Regions from separate parts of the Homo sapiens genome. Here region 2 is linked to region 1. Evidence: read pairs that join two places in POLR2A ChIA-PET (ENCODE). Cell type or tissue: OCI-LY7. All regions are shown on one strand.

Region 1 (4,000 bases):
TTAAAGATGATATACAGTCTACAGCAAACCACCAAATGCATCATTTGCAAGTTTAGGCTAATGATAAAAATTTCAAAGGGGCCAGGCACATTTGCTCATGCCTGTAATCCCAGCACTTTGGGAGGCCAAGGAGGGCGGATCACCTGAGGTCAGGAGTTCGAGACCAGCCTGGCCAACATGGTGAAACCCCCGTCTCTACTGCAACTATAACGATTAGCCGGGTATGGTGGCAGGTGCCTGTAATCCCACTTACTCAGGAGGCTAAGGCAGGAGAATCGCTTGAACCTGGGAAGTGGAGGTTGCAGTGAGCCGAGGTCGTGCCATTGCACTCCAGCCTGGGTGACAGAGTGAGAGTCCATCTCAAAAAAAAAAAAAAAAAATTTGAAAGGGGTTTTTTAAAGGGTGCCTGTGGACAAAGTGTGATCACTGTTGTGTGGAAGTGATCCTTTACGATCCCAATCAGATCACACCATTTGCTGTTCACACATCTCCAGTGGCCTCTTTTGCCTTTGAGCATGCCCAGGTCGTTTCCCCCCAGTCTGGAGGCTCTTGCCCTTTGCTCCTGCTCCAGATATTCATTCTGCATCTGCTCCCTAGCAGCTTTCTCTCTGCCATCCTGCCATCTTTTCTTCTTGCCATGCTAGCATATGTTTATTTATGAGTGGCAGCTGTATCTCTAGTCACTAGGTCAGGACCTGGTATATTCTAGGCGCCCTGGAAGCATTCTCCAGAAACAGAGGTGCGGTGAGGAGAGTTTGGATCCAGTTTGGACTGCAGATAAATGTTTGTGAGGCTGGGCATGGTGGCTCACACCTGCAATCCCAGCGCTTTCAGAGGCCAAGGCGGGAGGACCGCCAGAGCCCAGGAGTGAGAGACCAGCCTGTGCAACATAGTGAGACCCCTGTCTAATTATTTTAAAAAAGGTTGTTTGTGAAATGACTGAGCAAGTAAATAATGAAGGAGTGAAGGAACTTGGACTGATGACCTGGAACACCTGTACCCTTCTCCCACTCCAAAAAACCCCTGCCCATCCTCACAATCCAGGGCCAGCATCACTCTTTTTTTCTGGAAGCTTCCTCAGTATCCTGGGTATGGGTCCCCTGTGATTCATGGAGGACCCCCAGTGGGGCTCCCAATGGCACGGCATTACCAGCACCTGCACCTGCTGCCTCCCCAGTCACCCCTGGCTCCCAGGGTTCCATTGCACAGTAGATCCTCTAGAAATGCTTCACAGACATTGATGTGGTGAGGGAGGAGGGACAGGGTAGCAGTCTCACCACCCATTACCCCCACCCCCGCCTCTCATTCAACGAACACTTTGAGCACCTGGCACTTTGATCCCCTCAGTGCCAGGCACTGAGCTCCAAATCCCAGACTCTGTAACGTGCAAGCAATCCTTACTCTTTCTATTTTAATATCTTAACCCATGTATTTATATACCTTGTCAAGTAAAATGTATTCTTTTTTAATGATTCTCAAAAGGATACTCATTGAAAAAATTTAGAAAACACCGAAAAATGCAAGGAAGAAAAATACAATTCTCTTACAATCCTGTATAATCCTGTGCCTCTAGGCCTACAGTCAGCTCCAAGCAACGGCACAGACACCTCCTCCTCCGGATGACCAGGATTGCCTCTGGGTTTGTCACAAGCTGGAACAGGGTCCTTTGGAGGATGGGGCTCTGTGAAGAAAAAGAGGTGAAGTGTTTGGATTCAGTCTGAGCCAAAGGTGAGCGTTATCAGTCCCCGAAAGGCCTCAGGGGTTGGCTGACTCTCTGAGAGGCCGGCAAGACTGGTGAAGTTCTGGAAGGGGACCTGGGGGGTGGGGCCCGGGGACCTGGGGGGTGGGGCCCGGGGACATGGGGGGTGGGGCCCGAGGCCCAGGCAGAGGCCAAACATTGCCCAGGGCCCGGCTTTAGTCTGCAACAACCCTCATTGTTCTCTCACTGTCTCTAGGCCGCTTTATCTGGGTTTAAGGACACAAGACTCCGTGAAAGACAAGCTAGTTCTTCTTCCTGCCCCGGCAGTCCACTGCAGGCCGATGCAGACGCAACCACTTCCTCAGCCGCTGTGGCTGAGAGCCCGCCACTGCACTCTATGGGCTTGGTGCTGGGTATGGAGAGGAGGGTATGACATAGCCCCTGCCCTCAGAGTTTTTTCCTACTCATTATCCCTGCTGTCTCTGGGGACTTCTTAAATGTCAGCAATCATTGTCATCTTCACTGTTGCCTCCGCAGCCACCGCACATGGCTGCACCTGGGCCATCTCCTCTGATGTAAAGGCTGTGCAGCCAAAATTTGCAATTCTTCCCCCAGCTTTTAAAATTGTAGTAAAATATATATAACATAAAATTTGCCAGCTTCACTGTTTGTTAAGTGTACAGTTCAGTGGTATGAAATACACGCATTGTGCTGTGCAAAGTCACCACCACCCATCTCCAGAACTCGCTTTATCTTGCAAAGCAGAAACTCTGTACCCATTAAACGATAACGTCCCATCCCCATCCCCCTTACCCCCAGCCCCTGTAATGCTTGTTCTTTTCTTTTTTTGAGACAGGGTCTCACTCTGTCATGCAGTCTGGAGTGCAGTGGCACGATCATAGCTAACTGCAGCCTCAACATCCTGGGCTCAAGAGATCCTCCTGCCTCAGCCTCTCAAGTAGCTGGGACTACAGGCACAGCACCACACCTGGCTATTTTTGTTCTTTCCTTTTTCTTTTCTTCTCTTTTTTTTTTTTTTTTGAGATGGAGTCTCACTCTGTCCTCCAGCCTGGAGTGCAGTGGCGCGATCTTGGCTCACTGCAAGCTCCACCTCCCAAGTTCATGCCATTCTCCTGCCTCAGCCTCCCGAGTAGCTGGGACTACAGGTGCCCACCACCATGCCCGGCTAATTTTTTGTATTTTTAGCAGAGACAGGGTTTCACTGTGTTAGCCAGGATGGTCTCAATCTCCTGACCTCGTGATCTGCTCACTTTGGCCTCCCAAAGTGCTGGGATTACAGGTGTGAGCCACCGTGCCCAGCCCTTTTTTTTCTTTTTTTATTACTGGCTTAGGTTTGAGCAGTGATCATTTTAAGTTTTTTTTGTAGAGATGGGGTCTCACTGTGTTACCCAGGCTGGTCTCAAATTCCTGGCCTCAAGCAATCCTCCTGCCTCAGCCTCCCAAAGTGTGGGGATTACAAGTGTGGGCCACCATGCCTGGTCTTCCTGTTTTTCAAATAAAATTACTTTTTATTTATTTATTTATTTATTTATTTTTAAAGATGGACTCTCGGCCAGGCAAGGTGGCTCACACCTATAATCCCAGCACTTTGGGAGGCCGAGGCAGGTGCATCACCTCAGGTCAGGAGTTTGAGACCAGCCTCACCAACATGGTGAAACCCCATCTCTACTAAAAATATAAAAATTAGCCAGGCGTGGTGGCGGGCACCTGTAATCCCAGCTACTTGGGAGGCTGAGGCAGGAGAATCGCTTGAACCTGGGAGGAGGAGGTTGCAGTGAGCTGAGATTGCACCACTGCACTCCAGCCTGGGCAACAACAGTGAAACCCTGTCTCAAAAAAAGAAAAAAGAAAGAAAAAAAAAAAAAACAAAAAACAGAGATAGAGTCTCTTTTGGCTCTCTAATGCCCATGGGATCAATGCCAAATTCATCTCCCTGGCAGTCAATGCTCTATTCTCCTTCTCCCCTCCACCTCTCCACCTCTCCAGCATGCTCCCACAACATTCTGCCCCAGTGACCTCAACCTGCAATGCCCACCTGTCCCATGGACCTCCCTGCCCATGCCTCTACTCCAGCCAATACTGGCTCATGTGTACACACCATGCTGTGTACCGTCTGTGCTTTGCTCATGCCGCTTGCCTCACCCGAGTGCCTCTCCTCCCCTCGGCTCGTCTGGTGCCTGTTTACTCTGCAAGGCCAGCGCATGCCCCCTGCATCCTGGAGGTCTCCTCTCATCATCCCAGCCCCACCGGGCTCCTGCAGCATTTCTGAGGTCTGTATCT
Region 2 (4,000 bases), 56 kb before region 1:
AGAGGAAGGCAAGAAGCAGTGCTTCCTGGATTCCAGCTGACACTTCGGCCTGGCCCCTGGGTCACACACTCTGCACATGCAGAGAGGAGACAGCAGAGAGAGACCAACAGCTGGCAGTCAAGTGCCGTGGGATGTTCTAGAACAAGAAGCGTGTACATGTGCCACGTGTTAAGGCATCACACAGCCCAGGCCTTGAAGAACTAGAATGTAAGCCCCACGGGCACAATGACATCATCTGTTCACCACAGCCCCTAACATGCTGCCTGACCCATAATAAATGCCAAATACAAATTTATTATGGGATGAAGTAGTCTAATCTTCACCAAGTGAGGTGTTTTAGTTAAATAAAATAGACACCCACATGTACTTAGTATACAGGCTGCAGGCCCAGTGAGGCTTCCGTACACTCTGAGGGGTGTGCTGGGAACATCCAGTCTGTCAGGGCCACAGGATGGGGAAGGACCCAGACAGTGCATGTGAGAAGGTGAGGCTGAAGCCAGGCACTGCAAAGTCACCTTTGAATGGCATGCTGAAAATACACAGGCTAATGATCCCACGAACATTAGGGTTTACAACCAAGGAAATAAAATGTTTTCAAAAGAACTCAGGGTCGGGGGCTGCATTAGTATAGGGGATAGGATAAACCAGTGATCACAAACTCAAAGACCTTTAGGAGCCAGGCAGGGAACCGAAAGAAACAAGTGACTCGTAAGATGTGATGTGACACAGCAGGGAGTAGTGTGGCATTGCACAGCCCTGACCAGGACACAAAGTGACACCAGGTACCTTAATGGGCTCCACCAGTTCCAGGGCAGGGATGACATTCTTGGAGGCCACTTTGGCGGGGACCAGAGTCTGCATGGGCATCTCTTTCACCTCATCACAGAACCCAACCAGCGCACAGATCTCCTTGGGTTGCTGAAGAGAGCACAGAACAACCAGTCAGCAGCAAGCCTACGCCCACTGCTCCTCAGTCCCAATCCAGCCAGAGGACAGGGAGCTGGACAGCACCCTGGGCCCAGGTCAAGGCTACCTCCCTCTCCCCCTCCCACAACGGGGCAGATTCCAGTTTCCATGTTAAAGGGCTCGTGTCTGAAGCAGTGCATATGTGCCAGTTACATCTCGGGGAGGAGACCACACAAAGCTCCTAAGGAACATCAAACAGAGTCTCCATCCAGGGCCACCACGAGGGAGACTCCCCAGCACCTTCCACATCTCCAAGGACACCTGGTCTGTTCTAGAATGTGTCTTTTCAGGTCACTCTAGGTAGGAACTAAGCTATGCTTTTTTCTAGAGGGGGAACTACCATGCCCATAAACTAACAGAAAGCCAAATGTGTTAGAAATAAAACCACACCAGATTTTTCAGCGGCAGGACCATTTAAAATGATGCATTAAGGGGAAATGCTGGCTTTTTAAAAAACCACATTCTATGTTCAAGCTGCACACAGTGCACATGAAAACCCAACCCGCCAAATGGATGAATCATTTTAAGCCACAAGGTCTCCAGATTGATCCCCTTTCACCATTTAGACACCAAACACAGAGCACTAGATAGTCTAGACATCCTGACCATGACACTCTGATGGCCAAGAGTGAGACAAGTGTATAGACTCTGTATATTGTGGAAATAAATGCAACCAGCAACTAGCTCTGAGCCTGAGTGCATTTGCCTTCCAGCACCAAACCCTAAAGCAGCAGGAACAAAAGTGCTAAAAACAGGACCTGTTAAGGGAAAAGAGCTAGACCATGACTATGGCTCATCTTGTTTTAATATCAAGAAGGTTCGAGAATTAATAAGACCGGGGGAGTCTGAAAAGTATATCCCAAATACCCTGTCTCTGCCACACCTTAAGAATGAAAAATAAATAAATAAATAAATAAATAATAAGAACGCAGCTGAAGATACAGCAAGCTTTTTAGAAAAAAAAAAAAGACGCCAATATTCAGGAGGTATAGGGCTGCTTCTGCCTCGATCAGCTTTGTTCCAACTCCTTGAGGAGGCCTAGGTAAAAATTCAGGTATTTCAACCAAAGTCCTCTCCCATTAGACTTCAAAATACCTTCAAAAAAAGCTCCAATGCTAATCCTAGCAGATGGATGCCAACGCTCAGAGGTGGCAGTGTTCAGGACGGCCCCGAAGGACACTGGCTCAGAGCAAGTATGGACTGGGCATTTGGTTCTTGTAGCATGCCATCTGATGTGGCTCTAGATCCCAAAGGACCCTGTTACCCAGAGGGGCAGAAGCCACAATCAAGAGATTGTTTCCAATTCTCTGGATCCAACAGCCAGGAACAGTCTGCTGGCTGTCTGCAAATGTTTGCTCATGCAGCAGAAGCATTTCTGTGTTTATGAAAAACAGCACTAAAGACATGCAATGCCTACTTGCGTTGTGACAGACACAAGGTGCCCTGGGGAAGCCAGACCTACACTGGACTTCCTAACTGGCCTACGTTGAAGGAGGCTGAGGCACCTCCTGGGCCACCCATGGTTCCCCATTGTCACACTGGTGGCCTGCATGTACGTATGCTGTATGTGGACTGTGACCAGAGCACAAGGCTCTGCTGGCTTCATTTTACTGGACCCCGAAGGGGAGATGAGACCCCCAAAACCTCAAGGGCTGAATTACAGGGGAGAGATGCAGAAGCCCTCCCCAGCCTATTAACAGAGAGGGAGCCTGCCTCTCGTAACCATTCCTTGTATCTGTCAGAGCTAATCATGCCATACCCAAAAAAAAAAAAAGCAAAGTAACTAGAGGAAGCAGCAGACCACTACTGCAAGCAGATTCCCCGACACATACCTGATCCTGCTGTTGAACAAAAAAACAGGAAATCGGAGGTGAAAATAAGAGAAAGGAAAGGACACAACAGTTAAGAAAAATTAAAACAACAATCAAGCAGTTAACCAGGTGTAAGGATGTCCCAAGAGGTTCAGGGGAAATGCTCTTGCAATCAGATCTTAGCAACCTACCTTGTTCCTGCTATCTTGCGGACAAGGGGGCCCTGAAAGCTTTCCTGGCCCTGCAGGGATAGACCATTTGGGGGCTGTCCTGCTCTGTGTGCACCATCTCCAGGTCTTACACACTAAATCACACTCAAAACACTGTGTAGCAAGAGCCCCAGAAAATGCTTGATGAAGGGTCTCCATACTCAGGAGCCCACACTGGCCCCGGGCCCACAAGGCTTTCCCACAGGTTAGTGACCAGCAGCACCACAGAACAAGACACAGGGCTGCCCAAGTAAGGGGGGTAAGGGATCCCTGAGGGGTAAGGGATCCTAGGGCAATCTACTGCAGGTGGCCAAATGGCAGCCTGGAAGGCCAATTTAACAATGTATCCAAAGCCTCATGCTTCCATTCAGCAGTTCCAGCTTTAGTTCTCTATAATAAGGGGAAAGGCAGGGATATGCATATATGTATGCATTTGGCTATAAGGATATTCATCTTCCCAAAGGCAAACCTGAAAACAACCTAGATACATCCGGCCACCGGGGACCAATTATGTAAATTCTCTTCTATGTACACAGGTGATTATTCTGCAAGCATTTAGTCATTTGTACAAGAATATTCAATGGCCAACATATTTTTAGGCAAAAAATGCAAACTACAAAGTACAAGGTAGTATATATGAACCCGTTGATATATTCTGAAACTCCAAATGATTTTTGTGTGGGAAGTATTGTCCATATTTTCAACACATTTCTACACAGTATAACTTTTATAATGAGAAAAATATTTTAAGTTAGCTATGAGGAAGTACTTCACGAGATTAAATCCCGTCAATGCTTATCTTTACCTACTTCAGGTGCATGTCTCTGTAAGCTGCCTTTTAACTGTTTTTAGAACATGGTAGGGTGTGAGTAATAATCCCAAATAAACTACTCCTCCTCAGCTTGCTTGAGTGGTTACAGCAGGTCAGAGAGTCAATCTTTCAGGCTCCTTGGCCATAAGATCTGGCTGCAACTACTCAACTGTGCTGCTGTAGCACAAAACAGGCGTCGCTGT

The links. ChIA-PET counts read pairs that join two places held together with the same protein. Peaks named below come from ENCODE experiments on the same cell type or tissue, not always from the same donor. Only the 100,000 strongest peaks of a DNase experiment are listed, where the experiment ranks them.
Region 2: POLR2A ChIA-PET joins it to region 1 with 6 read pairs; 12 of 35 experiments call an interaction of 5 or more read pairs at or near these places.

The regions. Positions count from the first base shown.
Region 1 is chr10:71,876,758-71,880,757 of GRCh38, forward strand. LINC03139 (long intergenic non-protein coding RNA 3139) reads left to right here and starts at 1,330. Exons shown (of 2, transcript XR_007062186.1): 1 at 1,330-1,728; 2 at 1,956-2,350. RefSeq lists an enhancer at 1-120. In OCI-LY7, no CTCF peak of the experiment used is centred here; DNase peaks (open chromatin) are centred at 1,284 and 2,124; H3K4me3 peaks cover 1,188 bases; H3K27ac peaks cover 2,615 bases.
Region 2 is chr10:71,821,090-71,825,089 of GRCh38, forward strand. It overlaps PSAP (prosaposin), which reads right to left. Exons shown (of 14, transcript NM_002778.4): 8 at 787-918. Among named protein-coding and RNA genes, the nearest start is that of PSAP, 28 kb to the right of the region's middle. In OCI-LY7, no CTCF peak of the experiment used is centred here; no DNase peak of the experiment used is centred here.